Linked DNA regions of Mus musculus: regions 2 and 3 are each linked to region 1. Evidence: chromatin loops called from intact Hi-C (ENCODE). Cell type or tissue: left cerebral cortex. All regions are shown on one strand. Each heading gives the region's core, and the rest is flanking DNA. Links, peaks and the distances in the headings are about the cores only.

What was found. Hi-C counts contacts between places; a loop is a spot of excess contacts. Peaks named below come from ENCODE experiments on the same cell type or tissue, not always from the same donor. Only the 100,000 strongest peaks of a DNase experiment are listed, where the experiment ranks them.
Region 2: a loop joins it to region 1, with 6 times the contacts of the local background. A loop is called at or near these places in 6 of 42 quality-filtered maps.
Region 3: it touches region 1 in a loop (6-fold over the local background); 4 of 42 quality-filtered maps call a loop at or near these places.

What each region holds. Positions count from the first base shown.
Region 1 is chr4:22,494,719-22,500,452 of GRCm38, reverse strand. No RefSeq gene overlaps it. Among named protein-coding and RNA genes, the nearest start is that of Gm30731, 7.0 kb to the right of the region's middle. In left cerebral cortex, for the core only: CTCF peaks have their summits at 1,842 and 3,313; DNase peaks (open chromatin) are centred at 1,654, 1,907 and 5,306; H3K4me3 peaks cover 2,267 bases; H3K27ac peaks cover 5,000 bases.
Region 2 is chr4:24,214,623-24,220,356 of GRCm38, reverse strand. The region is part of intron 1 of Gm27243 (a long non-coding RNA gene); the gene reads left to right. Among named protein-coding and RNA genes, the nearest start is that of Gm27243, 210 kb to the left of the region's middle. In left cerebral cortex, for the core only: no CTCF peak of the experiment used is centred there; DNase peaks (open chromatin) are centred at 957, 1,156, 2,042, 2,594 and 1 more place; H3K4me3 peaks cover 407 bases; H3K27ac peaks cover 363 bases.
Region 3 is chr4:24,242,287-24,248,020 of GRCm38, reverse strand. The region is part of intron 1 of Gm27243 (a long non-coding RNA gene); the gene reads left to right. Among named protein-coding and RNA genes, the nearest start is that of Gm27243, 190 kb to the left of the region's middle. In left cerebral cortex, for the core only: a CTCF peak has its summit at 2,681; DNase peaks (open chromatin) are centred at 2,678 and 4,425; H3K4me3 peaks cover 459 bases; H3K27ac peaks cover 1,101 bases.

The DNA of each region.
Region 1 (5,734 bases), core at 318-5,317:
GTAGAGAGCTGGTCTTAAAAGAGAGGACAAAGAAGGTGACTCATGGCCATGTGGTTATATTTTAAGAAAGCTGCAAACTCCTTCTGCCTAAAATATCTTTTCCATCTGCCAACTACAGTCTGAAGCTCCAACTGCACTACAGAGATTGTTGTTTGGTCCTTAATGTGAACCTTTAAAACTTTGGAAAAATAGGCAAATGCCATTTAGCAAATCTCAGCTTTTGATGTCTTTATATTGATTACCTTATCAGACTGGGAATCAGAGAGGGAAAAAAGAGAGTGAGCTGTCATTCATAGGAATATGTTTAACTGCTTGAAAATGTCACAAAAGAAGGACCTAGAATCTATGTGTCCAGTGTAATAGACAAAAATAAGGAGAAAGTGGCAGGTGGTGGAACAGTTCAGACACAGCCATTCTGCTTCTCTTGGTAATGACACCTCCCATACCACCACCTTAGTCCATCTTAGAGGGGATGTTCTGTGAGAAGAGACTCAAGAGTTCCCAGCAAGACAAGTTCCTCATTGGAGACATTGCTGTAGAGTGGCGTGTGTCCTGATCTATAGGATGAGAGGGGATATTGATTAATGCTCACCAGGAAGAATATCAGTCTCTAAGAACTCACTGGAAGGATTTCCATCTTCTACTATCAATAATTAAGCAACTGGGTCTATGGGGCACTTGTTGATCTTCTCTGATGACAGAGAAGGGACATTGTCTAATGCAGCAAGAGCAATAGAACAAGATCCCTTGACCAGCTTTCCCGTGGTGTGGGCCCAGGAATTGATCTTTCTCTGTACTATCTTTCTCTATAATATCTTTCTGTATACTAACCTAGTTTTGAACTCATTAGAACTAAGATCTCTATCTTGTCAGGCATTGTTTTCTTAAGTGGGAATTATAACAACATACAGCAATTAAAAAAAAAATCTTCCTCAAAGTTTTAACAAACAGATGACCAAGGAAAGGGTAGAAAGAAAAGAGGGAAAGGAAGAAACTCATTTAAGCTAAAAACTGTTTACATGCGGGGAAAGGTAAAGTTATGTAGGTAAAAGCGGTTTTTAAATTTTAAATATTTTATTGCTGTTAGCCTTTGATAACAGTATCATTATATATTCCTGAATATTTTTAAAAATAGGGGCCTTGGTAAAATGTCGATTTGATTTTGCTAAGATTTGTCCTTATATTTAGAATTAACGGCGTGGGAGGGGGGGAAATCATCTCTGTGGCCCAGTTAGATGCTAACTGCACATGGGGGAAGAATGAATATACTCTAAAAGTCTCTACAGCCTGAATTAAGTTTAATGTTCAAATGATAGAAAACCAAGCCGAATAAAAATGGAAACTATTGAGTTTTTGTTAACATTTTTCCCCCCAAAAGAATGAGCTACTGCTGTTTTTCAACGTGTCCTAAAGACTCGGTTAGCTGCTGCTCTGGATGGTTTTCCTTCGGTGATAAAAGGTTTTCTGGGCGGTTTGAGTTAAAGCTCTTATGTAAATAGAGAGGCTTACATAATGCTCTTTAAACTACAACTTTGAAAGAGGCCTGCAGCAAGCGTACAAAGTCTGTCTCTGCTGCAAATGGCCCCAGCCAAAGTCACCCAAAACTCGTTTAAGAAAACAAGAAGGGTAAACAGAGTGTAAGCGTGTTTCAGTTCGTTTGAGCTCCCAGTGTAGACAAAGAGCAAGTAAGAGGTGTTTCTCCAGACTAGCGCACGGCTTTCCGAGTGGTCTTTTGAGGAACGCTCCTGAGTGTCATTCATTTTGCATTTCCTTGTAAATTCTAAAGGGCAGACGCACCTAGCGCCCAGACTCCTCCCAGTGACTTCTTACAGTGCGTCCTCTCCCGGAAGATGCTGAACTAGTATTGAATGCAATTTCTGGAGTGGCACGGGCACGCTCTAGGGCGCCACAGCGGAGGCGTCCTCTGGCCGAGCAGAGCATCTCTCAGACCGCCTGCTCCGGGAGAGGGGAACCGAGGCAACCAGGGAAGCCGCAGCTTACGCCGGTGAGCAGAGGAGCTGGAAAGTTCGAACCCGGCAGCTGTGGCAGTGAGAGTCTGCGGGGTTTGGGGAAGAGGCATCTTTCCACCAAAGACTTCTTAGGAGAGATTTTGAGAATACACAAGGATCCAAGGCGGTCGGTTTTCTATAGAACCGGGTGCTCGCAAAAGCACTTAGTGACGCGACTCTCAGCGCGCGAGGCTGAGCCCTAGGTCGCCAACGCCAGGGTAGTTCTCCCAGGCCCCGCCCTAGCGCTTGCTGCGAGGAATTCGAGCCGAATTTACAGTCTTTACCCCCTACCCCCCCCCCCCACACCCCCTTCAATCCCATCTCCTGGCGCTGCCGCCACCTGGGAAGCTAACTTTCAGGCCCATTGCCTTCCTGGAAAGGTACTCCACCCGGGACAGGGCGTTCCGCCAGCCACTACGAAGTCCTAGCGTGCTCTGAGCAGTCTGTGGGGAGGCAGTGACCGCCACTGGCCCCTATCCTCTTCCAAGTCCTATTGGACTCTCGGGACAGTTCCACCCGGTGGGGTCTGGGGCGGGTGGCCAATCTCCTCCCCCACTGTTCACTTTCTCCTCTCGCCCCTTCCCCCATTCACTGGGACGCGTAGAAACGCTCTCACTTGCATGCCCTTTAGCCCTAGACGCCTGAAGGTAGCTGAATGGAAACACTGACACGTGAAAACTCTATTCTGAGTGACTTAGAATTGGTCGCCTTGAGGTTTTAATCTTGCCCCTCTGGTCCCGCCCAGCCTTAAGAGCAGCTGTCCTGACGCAGCCTCTGCGGTTCTTGAGGAAGGTGAGGGCGTTGGGAGGCGCACTGGGACTTGAGCGACCCGGACCATACACTGTATCTAGGAGAAAACTCCACAACCTAAAGGAATTTAACTCCTTGTGTATTGTTTCCAAACCAGATTCGCACGACAGCTTTCTTCTGAGCCCTGAGACCGTCAAGTCCCGATTTAGAAACTAAGAGAATGAACTGGCCACCACCAACCATCTGCTGGAGGTGGGAGGTGCCCTACCCCCTTTCTGGCCTTTTTTCTGCTCCCTCCCTATGTGCAACTGGTTTTCGCCTGCTGGAGACGTGCCCTCCCCCATCCCAACCCTACCCGAGGGCAGTCACGGAGGCCGAGGCCGAGGCTAGGTCAAGCAGAGGCTGATGTGCCCTGGACAGCCATGAGTGCTGTGGTCAGCATAGGTGGTATTTGGAAATATCAGCGCACCACCGATCTCTTCTAAGAGTCTTTAGAAGAACCTGATCTCCATTGTTTGGCTTTTAGTTGTCCCTCCCTTTCCCCTTGAGGACCACTAGGTGCTCTCTCATCTACAAGTTGAACCATAAGCTAAGTGATTTCTAGTCTTAAAGAAAGGGCCACGATGTTTGTTGGCTGGACGTTCTGTTTTGCTGACCTGAGAGACTAGCTGATAATACACTCTAGTCCTTGGCTACCACAAAAGGTCCTCTAGAGCTCCAGGTCCACCTGGGGACCACCTGCCAAACTCCCTGCCCTCCAGCGACCATCAGCAATGCAAAGTCAGAATGAGTTTAACTCTCTTTCTTGTGACCTCCTGTCTTGGTTCTCTCCCAGTGAATGTCTGAAAGGAAACATGACCACAGTTAAGGAAACCCCTGTGCACTTGCCTCTGTCTCCCTGAAACCTGGAAATGAAAATAGAACTCGTTTGATGTATGAGGAGATGTTATCTAATTAGGATGTAAGAAATTTAATCTTTCTAGCATGCAGGTCATATAATTAATGTTAATTTAACGCTCAAATTCTCAGTCATTAATTTTTATTCTCTTAAATGCAGTTTGGCAGGGGCCTCTGATCCAGGGCAATGGATTTTACTGGATGTGAGAGCACTCTTGGTATTAGGAGCGACTCACTGCAAACCTTCCTATCCCAATAACAAGATCACATCATGTATGCATTATTAAGCTACATAATTGAACAGTCTATAGTTTGCATATCAGACTATTAAAATAATGTGTTTTGCTTTTCTCTGAACACGTATTGTTCAAGCCTCTGCGAATATGTGGTGATTCTGATAATTATCACCAAATTACAGCAAATGTTCTCTTCATTAACATGATTTCTTTCAAGCCTTTTTAAAATGTGAATATCATTATGAATTAAGGGACTTCTTCCAAAGTTATACAAACTTTTATTTTAAGGAACTTGTCATTAGGAGAGAAAGGATGCATTTTAAAGAGTGGAACTAGAGTGATACATTTATTTGACTTTAAAATGGTTTCCTCCGGTCAAGTAAAAGTTTTCCTTTTAGCTTTCAGTTGAAGCTTCTAGGATAGAGACAAAGAGGAGAAGGGGAGACTGAAGGGAGGAGAAAGAAAATGTCAAACTTAGACGTTACTGTACAGTGAGAAGGCTGTTAAAGTCCCCAATTCTCTGCAGAAAGCTAACGTCACCAAGGAAAATCCTGACTGCTTACCTGCCCTATCATTAACGGTGGCTCTTGCTTTAAAAAGTATAAGCTCAGAATTTTCCGAAGCTAACAGTTTATTACTAACTAAACACTGTTATCCCAGTCCTGAGCTGTACTGTTGGAGAAACGATACACACGGGAATAAAACCAAAAAGACTTCATTGCAGCCTCCCCTCACAATATCTTCAAAGCTGAATAGCAGGGCTTGTTTCGTTGTTGATTTTTTTTTCCCTAACTACTGCAAAATAAAAGTCTTTTTTTAATGTGAAAGTTTTACATGGCCATCGACTTTACTTTTGAGCGAACTTTCCCTTTGAGAGATCCTGAAACTCTTATAAGGGGGCACTGTGGCCCAGGTGTTGCTGCTGCTTCACCTGTAGGTTTTGTAGGCTGTAGGTTTTGGAGCTCTCTAGTCCTTTTCTGAGTCGCCTGCGGAGCCATTTGTTGCTGTCAGTTCTGGTGGGGAGGGGGCTTCAGCCACAGGGAAAGTATTAGGAGTTTGAGAGAGTTTAGGATTTTCTTTCTTTTTTTTCTTTCTTTCTTTTTTTTCCAAACAAAATAAGACTGGAAAAGAGTAGGGGTGGACATTCTCTCAGAACCCGCAGTAATCGTCCTGCTCCTTGCTAATGGACACCGCCCCCCTCACCCCCCCCCCCCCAGCTCGGTGCTGGGGTCCCCGGGGCCCCTCTTCTGGAGGCTGCAGTCGGTTCTCTGGTAAAAAGTGCCAAGCCTTCGGCGGCACTTTTATTTTGGCTGAGAAGAGGGAGCCCTGCTCCCAGGACCAGGGGAGCTAACTGAGCCCTTCTGTTTGGATTTCCCTGCTCGCTATAGCAACCAGCAGCGTCAGGACAAAAATGCGCCCTCCCTGGACAATGGCCCGGCCTCCCGCTTCTCGCCCTTGTCTTCCTTCCCGGAAAGCAGCCAGGACCTGACTCGGCGATCGCTAGCCAGGGACCCGACCCCCTCCCCTTCTACGCCTTCCGTAGCAGTCCTTCTGGAGGTCGGGACTCCACTCCCGGACCGCTGCAGCCCCTTTCCCCACACCCCTGCTGATCTCGGGTGCAGGAGGAGGCCAGGACTGTGGGACCCCGGCCGAGAACCCGAGATCCCGCAGCAAACTTCTCAGCCAGATTGGGGGAATAAGGTGATGGTGAGCCTGTGGAACAGAAACACCAAGTTTGTTTGTTTGTTTGTTTTTTCAGGATTAAAAATTAATTGGGGTTATCCATGAAGTAGACTTCACCTGTATGGCAGGGAGCGCGCACGCGCGAACGCTCACGTAAAT
Region 2 (5,734 bases), core at 296-5,295, 1.7 Mb before region 1:
TCTAATTTATGTTGAAAAGAAAGTAACAGCGTGGTCAGTGAGATAGTCTCCTAAGGTTAACAGAGCATGTCGTTATGTGCCTGAATGTCGGCTCTATCACACTGCCAATTACTCCTTCAGGAAACATGTCTTTAGCATCACATCACTTGACTGACCTGCTGAAAGGTTTCAGAATAATCCTTTGGCTGTGTGTTGGGGGCTACAGAAATATAATTATCCAAAGAAATATAAACGCTGTCTTCTTACTGACTCTGAATGTGTTCTTACTGACATTAAAGACCATGGCATGGTTATGGAGCCCTTTCCAGTAAATTGAAGCTGCCATCAAAGGCAGGAGCTAGGCATCTTCAAAATGCCATTGGTCATACATTTAAAGCCATGTAACATGGGAATATAGCCCAACACAGAATGGCCATGCTCATGCACTAGCTAATGCTTCCTCTTAGATTCCTATTTCACCAATTTACAGGCTACGGTTTACCACGTTCAGCTGCAGGGCTTTTTCTCTTCTTAGTCTTTGAAAGAACATATGTTATTTTTCTAGACCAACAAAGGGCAAGTCCACCAATCAGCAATCATCTGTAAGAAGTCTAAGATAGGTAATGTGTAGCTCATTTTGGCAGCCCTTCCTCTAGGAGGCAAACAGAAATCCCAGAAAAATCTACTCAGCTATTCTGACGGCTGTTTTACAGTACTGCAGCCACTTAAGAAGAAAAATAAATGCTACCCAAAGCCAAATTCATTCTAAAAATTTGTTAAAGACACCCTGGACCCTTACCACCTTTTCTTCTTTCTTTATCTGGAGTTTCAAAAGGCAATATTTACCTGTTTTGAAAGAAAGCATTCACAAGCACCCTGGTGGGTAGGGACTAGGATTTTCTTTTTGCTAAGTCTCGCACACAGTACCTAGCATGCAGCATGCTCTATGAGGGATACACAGCAGGAAAACTGCTTAGTGTCTCCTGGGGTTATGCTGAGTCCCTTAGCATTCCCTTTGTATACTATGAGATTTACATTGAGGCATATGTACATTTATATTTACCCTTTTCTCAGGGATAGTGCAGTGCTAAGTGGCCTCTGCACATATGATTAAATATTAATTAGGCTTCTAATATAAGCAAGTGAGTTCGCAGGCCCGAGTGTCACATGAATAATTTAAGAGGTACCCGAAGGCTCAGCCTGGAAAGCTGATTGGCCACTTTGGATTTGTATAATTACAAAGTTTCATTATTAACAGTGGAAGCAGTGGAGAGATTTGCCTAGCTTGAGGGACTTTGAAAGCATAAGCTGTCTCATTAGGGAAAAGGGGAATAAGGCAAAATATGCAAACTTGTTAGTAGAAAGAAACAGGTGTGGCCGAGATTTAAACTCAGCTTTTAAACATGAGTGTAGAATGCATGTTTTTAAAGTTTGACAATGAAATTCGTATTCTGAGTGATAAGCTTATTTGCTTAAAATTTGACTATCCAGTGCAATGCTTGAAACTTTTAATTTTCAATTGAAGGCTTAAATCTTTAATATTTTATGGAAAAAAAACCCCACAGGTAGGCTAATATGCCCAGTACAGTGAGAGAGAGGTTTGGAGGTAAAAGAATGCAGACAGTATAGGGCTCTTGCTTGAGTGTGTGTTGTGCATGCAATTAAATCTCAAGGTCAAACAATTTACAGACAATTACTTTTCTAACATCTCCAGAAATGCCTGCTTACACGTCTTTAATTTTAAATGATACTGATATTCCAATTCTCCCCAAAGGTTAATGCTGACTAAATCCAGCTGTGACCTGACACGATGCGACAGCGCGGTGCCTAATTATCCTCTGGATAGTCATTTACTTGAAACCATTAAAGGAATAGACTGAGAGGAAGATTTAGGACCCTGAAAAAATGTTAGCCTGACTTCTTTCTTCTTGAGGATGGGATGGGCTGAAAAATAAAAATAAAATCCTGCTAAATGTTAGCCATTTGCTTTGATGGCAGAAAATTGTTCATCCCACTCTGTTTTTTTACAGGTTAAATTGCTAACTAGTTCATTTTATCCATTGCCTACGGCTGGCGCTAAATGTCAGTGACAAATTTTGTACTTGTCTTGAAGAATGAATTAAGTTATGCACAGAAGCTATAGTGCTCTTTTAAGATGAGTGAATTGCAGAAGGAAAAAAGTTGCTCTTTTGAAAAAGGATTATTTTGATTAAAGGGCTTTCCTATTGTAGCTGAAGACAGGTAGTGGTTTAAGATAATTCAGACACTTACCTCCCACAGAGGCCGCAGTCCTGTACTGAGAATTTCTCTAAGAGCAATTGTGTCAGATTATACACTGTGATTATTATCATAAGACCATTAGTGATTCTGAAAGATTACTAAAAAAAAATAAAATAAAAATTAAAGTGAAAACACTTAGTTTTCATCAACTTGAGTAAAAAAAAAAATCCTGATTTTTTTTTTTCTCTTATGGCATCAGCGTCCTGTTACTGTGTGTAAGCGTTCACAGTGAGAGGCAGGGGGATTACAGCGTGACATATTTTCCAAAATGTTGGAAAAAGGAAACTCTAGAGTCTTCAACACATTTATAATAGGAAAATATGGCCCTGAATTTTAGCAACCTTCATTCTTCTTGATTTTTCTTGCTTGGTGGCAGAGGCTGACTTAATCATCTTTCACAGAAAGCTATCAGCATCTGCTGGTGTCCTATTTTACAATGGTTTAGTCTCACTAGCTTACATAAGATGAGAGCTATGTGCTTTTTTTTTTCTCTTATGCTTTTCATTTTCTTATAGAATGGATGCTCTTACTGAATTGACGGATGAAGTTTAATGGTGGTAATTTTGTCACATTCTAGTTATATTTTAGCATCCTATAGACAAAATGAATCAAATATAATTGCAGTTTTAAGAACCCCCTCACTCTAAAAGTAGAAAAGTTGTATGTACTCAAAAGGATATTCTACCCCCACTTCAAACTGATGGCTATTTGTTAGGCTGGGGACAATGACTTATCTTTATTAACTAGAAGAATGTGATCAATTTGTATTCTGCTAGTCCAATATGTTTATTTGATAAGGTAAAAAGATGTGTTTGGTGAAAGGATAATACAAGGCTATAGCTTGGTTTCAGTATGCTAAGGGACAAGCAAAACTTTGCTTATTAATTAATTACACATCATTCCAGCACACTGTGAAGATATTATTGAGAATGGCATTGCCAAGAAAACTATACTGATTAGCTTAAAACCTTGTTTAAATAGTTACTTACTTGCTATCAGCTCTTTTAAATCACATTTAAATTAATAAAATGAGTTGTCAAATCAGCTCTTAACTGAATTTATAGATAAATATAGGTGTTTGAGCTTCTGTTACAATCTAGCATCCAACTTTGGCAAGAGGTGGTTTTTGTGACTGAATGGTTTTCTTTCTTACCCCTAAATTGCCCCTGCCACCCATTCTCTAACAACTGCAATCCTCTCCTATATTTATGAGTGGTGTGAATGGCCTCTCCGTTGGAGTTGCTATTATCTTTATCCTTCCCAGCAAGAGTTTCAGTATGATGATGGAGCACAAAATTTTGAGGAAGCCACCCAAGCATGAGTAATTGGAAAAAGAGGTTATTTTATATGTTATTCAGGACGTGTGTGTGTGTGTGTGTGTGTGTGTGTGTGTGTGTGTGTGTGTGTGTGTGAGCGCACACACACACACTTTCACTTCATTTGAGCCCTACAGAAGGGAACTCAATGGTTGCCTTATTTACCTTGTTGGAGTAGAGTTCACTAATTTTGCAACAGTAAGGTTTGAATACTACCTAAATATTTTCTTTCCTTCCTTCCTTCCTTCCTTCCTTCCTTCCTTCCTTCCTTCCTTCCTTCCTTCCTTCCTTCCTTCCTTTTTTCCCTTTTCTTTCTTTTAAAATACTTTATGGGCTATATAATTCAAATTGCAAACTGACAGGGTAAATGTTGTTTAGTTTTTAATAAATATTTGTGTGATGAGTGCTTCCAGATTGATGCGTATTCAAACTGCTCCCACTGTGACTTGTTGGCACTAACAAGATCCTAGAATGATCAGAGGAAGAAAAAGGAACATTGTGTTCCCTGATGGAAATCATCTGTATTGTTTTCATGTACGTGGATGATACCCAGTTCTAGAAGATATTTGATAGTTCAGGAGGTGTGTGATGAAGCCTGGAATATATTTTGGCATATTTTTTTTTGCTTCTGCATGCAGCTTCTTGTATAATCAATCCCACTGTGCTTACAGGTGAAACCTTATTATGTTTTTTAATATATAAAGAAGGTGGAATTCATTTGAAATGCAGAAGTGTGAAGAGTAAAGCGTCTGTCAAAATGTAGACTGAAAACCCACATTTGGCATTTGGACATATAATAACAACAAATCTTTTTGTACTTCAGCTTTGAATTCTAACCAGTTTCATGTTGTCATGAGCTCAAGTTTCTAGAAAGAGTGTTTTTGAAATACTTAATATTCAACATAATATTAAGACATGTTATTCAAAAATATTTTTCCACTCTATTTGACAAGGAATGTAAATTGTTTGTATTGAAAATATAAAGTGCATCTATACAGATTCACAGTACTGAGTGTTTTTGCCCCTGTCATTTTCAGTACTGTTTTGTGTTTTACATTTGATGTGGTCATGTGTAGGAATTACAGTTACAAAGACTACATAGAATATCTATAGATGGCATGGTGTGCAGAACATATATTATGCAAAACTCTCTCTATTTTCAAAGTTCTAAAGTATTCAGTTGGATTCCCCTTTAGATTAATTAATTTTTTACAGATATCGTTCTCTTATTGCTTGGATTAATATTTAAATACTGTAATTTCAATATTAAAATTTTATCTGTGGAGAACTGTGTACTATATTTGATATTTCACTGTTTAAATAAATCTTAAACTCTCCATTGGTACTCATTTTTAATAGTCACTATGTTTAAATGATCTGCTTCTTCTTGTAGCATGGATACTTGTCCAGAAGGCTTTTCATAGGTGATATGATAAACAGAATAGAGACGATGAATTAGAAGTCCTAAAGGTGGCCTTCCACATGCAGAGATATTAGAGCTGCCTGAACCAAACCCCTACACTATCGCTGTTGTTCCAAGACCTTGGTATTCCTGATTGCCATAAAAAATAGTTATGAAATTCTATTAAACACAATAAAACAAAGAAATCAATCCCCCCTTTTTTCAGTCTAAAATCAAAGCTGTTTGTTTACTTGCCCCCATTTTGGAGGGCCCAAGAAATAATATCTCAAAATATGGAAGTTGTGCAGAATATGCAGTCTTGATTGCCCAACTTTGATCTCTGGGTTCAACTCAGATCTCTGTTTTTCTTATTTATGTCACAGTATTTGGACAAAGCCAAATGAAGTCTTTGTGAGGGTTAGATAGCTTGTTAAGGGATGCTAAGTGAAGAGAGTCAAATGAACCTAGGTGTTTTCTGTCTACTTACTAGTTATATTATTATTTATGCTTGGAAAACTGAGACTGACTTAAGAGTGTAGACATATTGCTTTGGATGGATCTAAGAGAAAAAAACGTGTGTGTTGTAGAACAGACAAGTATTGGTTATTTTCTTCATAATACCAGAGAAAATGATAACCAGGAATAGTCTTTTTTTGATACTGTTTGACTGTTAATGATATTTCTTGTGGTCCCACTTATGCCCTGCAAGATAGAATTTATAGATAAGAGCTCTGTTGCTCTGGGCTACATGGTGTAC
Region 3 (5,734 bases), core at 296-5,295, 1.7 Mb before region 1:
ATCTTTTTTTTCCTATTCTGAAATTGTATTTTAAGCTCTATATACTAAAGCCACAGATGGGCTATTGCTGTGTCATTTCCATGGCTTCATACAGATTACCAAATGTATGCAGTTGTCCCATGGTCCCTTAATAGACCACCAGCTTTTCCATACATCTTCCACTGATGGCATTTCTGTGGATAAACACTATTTCACAAAGAACTGTGCCATATGCCCTGTCGCACACTAAGGTACAACAAAGCACTTCTTTAAAAAGGTTTTCTTGTGTCATAATGTCCTTCTATCGCTTTTATACTTTTTTGATTATTTTAAAATTTAAATTTTATATATATATATATATATTTCTCTCATTTTTATCCTACAGGTCCTTTGGGTATAAATTATACCTTCCAATTTAGTGCTTTTATTGGATCCCTGAGTGTGTGAATGACTGTGTCTTTGTATCTATGTGTTTCTTGTACCTGTTCCTGGGCTCTTTTCCCACTGTTGATTTGCCGTGTACAATTTCAGTGTGATAGTTTTGTTTTACCATATTATAATATAATATATTATATTATAATATATTATATTATATTATATTTTTATCTCTTAGAGGCCTGTTCATTTCTAATGAGAGAAAGAAAGGGAGTGAATCTGGATGGGAGGGGAGGTGGGAAGGAACTGGGAGGAGTAGCGAGGGAAAGCCATAATCAGAACACATTAAGTGAAAAAAAACTATTTTTAATAAAATGAAATTATACCTGCATTATTTATTAATTTAGAGACTTGTTTTTAGATACACATTAGAACCCAAAATTTATTGAATGAAATAGGAGATATCATAAATAGTTTCTAATAAACTTGACCCTAAAAATCTCCCAGCACATTCTTTTCTGGACAATAAGATTCAGCATTTTATATCTAAATATCTCCTTCTTGGACACATAATCAATATGTCTTGTTATTATTAGACAGTCTTTCATTGAGGTTAAACACTGCTAGATTAGAGAGTTGGAACAAGAGCTCTAAAGTGTTTGTTGCTCAAGTATGTGACCTGAATTCAGGTCTCCAGTAGCCATGTAAAAGCCTGAATTTGGTGGCATGTTTCTCTAATCCTAGTGCTAGGGTAGGGGTTGGAGACAGGCAGGTCTCAGGGTGCACTATCCAGCTAGTCTACTCAGAGAGATCCTATCTCAACAATAAAAAATCAGGCAGAGAGAGGAGTAGACACTTAAAAGTCTACTTCTGACCTTCTCACTTGAGCACACAGGTTACTGCAATGGGCACACACAGGTATGCGTGTATTCTCACAAACGCAATTGTGTGTGTGTCAGGGCTGTGTATGTTTCATTTAGTAAAGGAGTTTAGGAGTTACTCGTAACAACATGTTTAAATTTTATACTCCTATGATAAAATGTATTCTTTTCAAGTTTGCTATAGTTTTTCTATTAGGGGTCTGAAATAGGGGACCTAAGTAAAAATAATGTGCCAGCAAGAGTAATTATTCAAGACCACCCCAAGATCAGCATTTGATTTCCTTATACCAAAAGGCAACTATATGACACTCAAACATTTGAAGACTACTGATGTGTGTCTTTCACTTTATTTTGCACATGACAACTGTTTTCTAAGGTTGCAAAATCCTTAAAATCTTGAACTATAGGAATTGTGTGTCTCTTACCACTTTGAAATGTCTATTGTTGAAGCAAACATGAATTCTAAGTCAATGGATGTTGAATTTATACCCTGATACAAAATGATATACTAAACTCTCCAGTAAAGTACTTCACTTTTACCTACAAGTGCTTATAGATTATGCAAATAACAGCATCAACATCAGTGTGAGACAGCAAACTGTGGTAGCTTCATTGCCCCTCTCTGCGTGGAATGTACCTTTTCACATTACTTTTAAAAACTGGGGTTTCTAAAAGCCGTTGAAGTAATAGCTAATAAAACTGACTCTTATGTGATCCAGTGCTAAAGAAAATTGGTTGGGCAATAACATCAAGTTTTTCAGAACCCCCAGAAATCATTTAAAACACTCTTTAATATCACATAAACTAATCATCTCTGCAATGTTTATCCTAAGCAAAAAGAAAAAGAATCACAATAAGAGGAGAAAATGCCATTTCCAGAACAATCATTTAAGATTACACTGCTTTTGTTTTTTGCTTTAATTTTAAAAAATGATACTCTTACACTGGGTATGGTGTCACATGCCTGTTATCCTAGCTCTTGGAAATCTGAGGCAAGAAGGTTGTGAGTTAAAGTGCTTGGCTAGCCTGAGATTCATAGTAAGAGCCACTCCCCAAACTTCACACACACACACACACACACACACACACACACACACACACAGACTAGATAAGGGAAAACACAAACAAAAGCCAAAATAAAAACAAGGCCTGATTCTTGAACCTTTAGTCTTTCTTTCTTTGCACATACACTTCTAAAGAAAGCTAGCTGAGAGTTTAATCACATTTGAAATCACTTAATATTGTATATTCCCAATTTATATCCTACTTGTAGCATTTGTTATTACCCAAAATATACTGCTTTTGCAAAACACAGACCTGTTCACAGTTTGTTTTGCTGTCGGGTTCAGGAGCCTATAAATGAGTGTTTGCAGTTCTGACTCTGGCAGATGTGTGGTGAGTTGTTCTGGTCCATGGTGTGTGGCTGTCTCTGTTGGGGCTGCTGTGTTTGCAGCCGTGCTGTCAACATCCACCAGAGAGCAGAACCGCTCCGACACCTACATCCTGCACGCTAGGAATAGATGGAGACAGTAACAAAGCCAGATCTTTGACCAAACAACCAGGAGCACAGTTCATTTCAAAGGTCAGCGCATATTTAAGCCTGCTTCATTACTGCCACCTTTATGCCTGAGATTTTCATTAAAAAAAAAAAAATCAGTTTACCCAGGCTCCTTTAGCATCAGGAAAATGAAAGTGCTGAGTCCTATTTTCATTTGGGGATATCAAAGTTTTATCAAATTATAGAGGTGGCGTTTCAGAGTATTTCATATCTGATCAAGAGAGAAATCCAAAAATAATTTTCTCTTTATTCAGGAGTCTTTGAGGCAGAAGGAATGTTTTATTTTTTATTTAATATTGTGCCCAATTCAATCATGTTGAATTCAGAGAGAAAATAGACATTTAAAAGCAATCTATAATAAAAACTTTGGAGTTCAATATTTTTATTTACAGTTTTTAATGAAAACATCTCAATTTATCTTCTTTTGACATTTACTTGCTGTTTTCTAAAATGATTATATACTAGCTTTTATTTTAAGAATGGTGAACAAGTAAATAATTATAAATATTTACTTTTTATTTGCCTTTAATATTAAAGCAAGGATGCTTTATCTATTTTATAACAAACCTCATTTTACTTACTTTATATATTCAGTATATATATAGGGAAAAGATGATGTGAAATATGTTAGAAATATTAATTTGATCAGTATATATTAAGGAATTCCAAGTGTGTTTTGTTCAGAAATTCTCTTTATACAGTATTTGTTTTAATTAGAACAATTGATCATGGATGAAGTTTTTCATATCTTATTTGCAAAACCTAATATAGAAAATGAAAAAAATTATCTGACATATGAGAGCAAAGCTGCAAACACAGTGCGAAAATACTGTTCTTAATCAAGGCCCTTGATAAGAGAGAGAGAGAGAGAGAGAGAGAGAGAGAGAGAGAGAGAGAAGAGGAGTTTGGTAAGTTGTTTGGAATTGAAGTGCCTGTCGGGCTTCTTAAAAAATGACAACGTGTAGTTAAAAGTTTTAAAACAGAGATGTTGTCTGTCATCTTTTTAGATCATGGAAATTCCTCAGAAAAACACTACCACCCTCAAGTTATGTAGCAGAATGTGTGCACGTATATATGCATATATTGATGATACTTTAAGCTGGATTATTTTAGGTTTGGCATTCTCATATTCTTGAAATGAATAAATGCATTATAACTGTGAGTGAGAGAGGGAAATATATGTGTGTGTGTGCACGTGTGTGTATGTACACATATATACTTGAATACTTTTAGATTTGTGTATATATATATATATATATATATAGAGAGAGAGAGAGAGCAAAACTATTAGATACATTGTTAATAATGTTATAATATTGTTAATAAAATAGTTATAAACTATTTTCTAGTAATGAGGAAACCAACAAACCAACATGGCTTAAAACCCATTTATGTACTCTGAATCTGGACTATTTCCCTGGGTTCTAAAAGCTGCTTAGAGTTGCTGCCTTCCTGTTTGATTTTAGAAGAGTGATCTGTACAAAGAATATGAGAATGTTCTAGAAAATGTATTAACAGGGTTTTAGGATAAAAAACCCCACATGACATGTAAAACATGACAAATCTGGCAGAAATAGAACCTCAAATCCCTTTGGCTACCTAGCCACATAAATCTACCTGGAGAATGGCTGTTGGTCTCCTCTCTGACGGTTAAGTGAAGTGCTGCTGATTCTTATAAACCGTAATGTGACTATAATGTAGACTTAAAATAATCTTTCTTAAATGCTGTTTAGAATGACAGAAAGAAAGGAATGCATTGATTAGGAAGCTGTGTGGTGACATGTTAAAGGAGGTAACCATGTATTGATTGTCTCACATAACCTTTTTGATGATGCTGAGAGAGAGACAATGCAGGATGCTTCAAGAGATTCGAGACTTATATCTTCAAAAACGTAACTGGTAACATTTAACTAACCAGTACTTGGTCCTAGGTTATCATACTACATTTCCTTTTATTCCCTCCTTGGTGTGTTAGAAATTTTTTGGCTTCCTTTGTGGGCTTGCAGTTGTTACCTGCATTAAAAAACAACCACCCATTTCCTTCCGACCAGCTGTTCATCCCAACACCATTATCACTTGTAACAGGGAGACTTAAGCCATTTGTGTGTGTGTGTGTGTTGGTTTTAACTCAATTGTAAAAATGGAGGCTTTATATGTGAAAAATCAGTTTGTGCCAGTTTTGAATAATGGAGATTATTCTTGTGATGTGATATTTAGTGACAATAGCTTTAAGTATGTCAATCATGGTAGGAATAGAAATTATAACCAGATTGATTGCTCAAAAACCCGAATTTAAAAAGTTTACTGTACAACAAAGACTTCAGAATTACATTGTTATTTTTTTCTTCAAAATCAATTTCTGAGAGGTTCAAAGATCAAATACTAGAGGCAAAGAAAGTCAGGTGAGTCAGGCATTTCATTCTTTACTGTGGCTTTTCACTTCGCAAACCTAGCATGACCATGGTTTGAAATGATGCAAGTGAAAACAGTATTTCAAAGTCTGTTTCCTTTTCAAAGCTGAAAAATCCACTTCAAATGATGGCTTACAGGTAGAAGTGACCTCGAACTCTTTCTTAGAATTTGAGTTAGGTTTATACGTGCAGGTAGATGATCTTTGGCTTCACTTTAGAATTCGGGGTAGAGATTCTGGAAACTGAATAGCCCTTTATAGGAGCTCAGTGCCTGCTACAGTGTAGCTGTCAGAGGCGACTGTAACTGTGGCTGTGCACGACGCTTTGCATCATATGCATTTGCTTATTAATCTGAGGTGTTTAGCCGTACAGTTGTAAGATAATAATTTCCAAAATGGTTATTTATGTGGACTATGTTAAAATATCCCACCTTCTTCAATGATCTCCACCTCCTAGCTTCCATTTTTAAAAATAAACACCTTAGGCTTCAAGCAGCATGATTACTTAATACAAAAATAAAGACAAGAGCT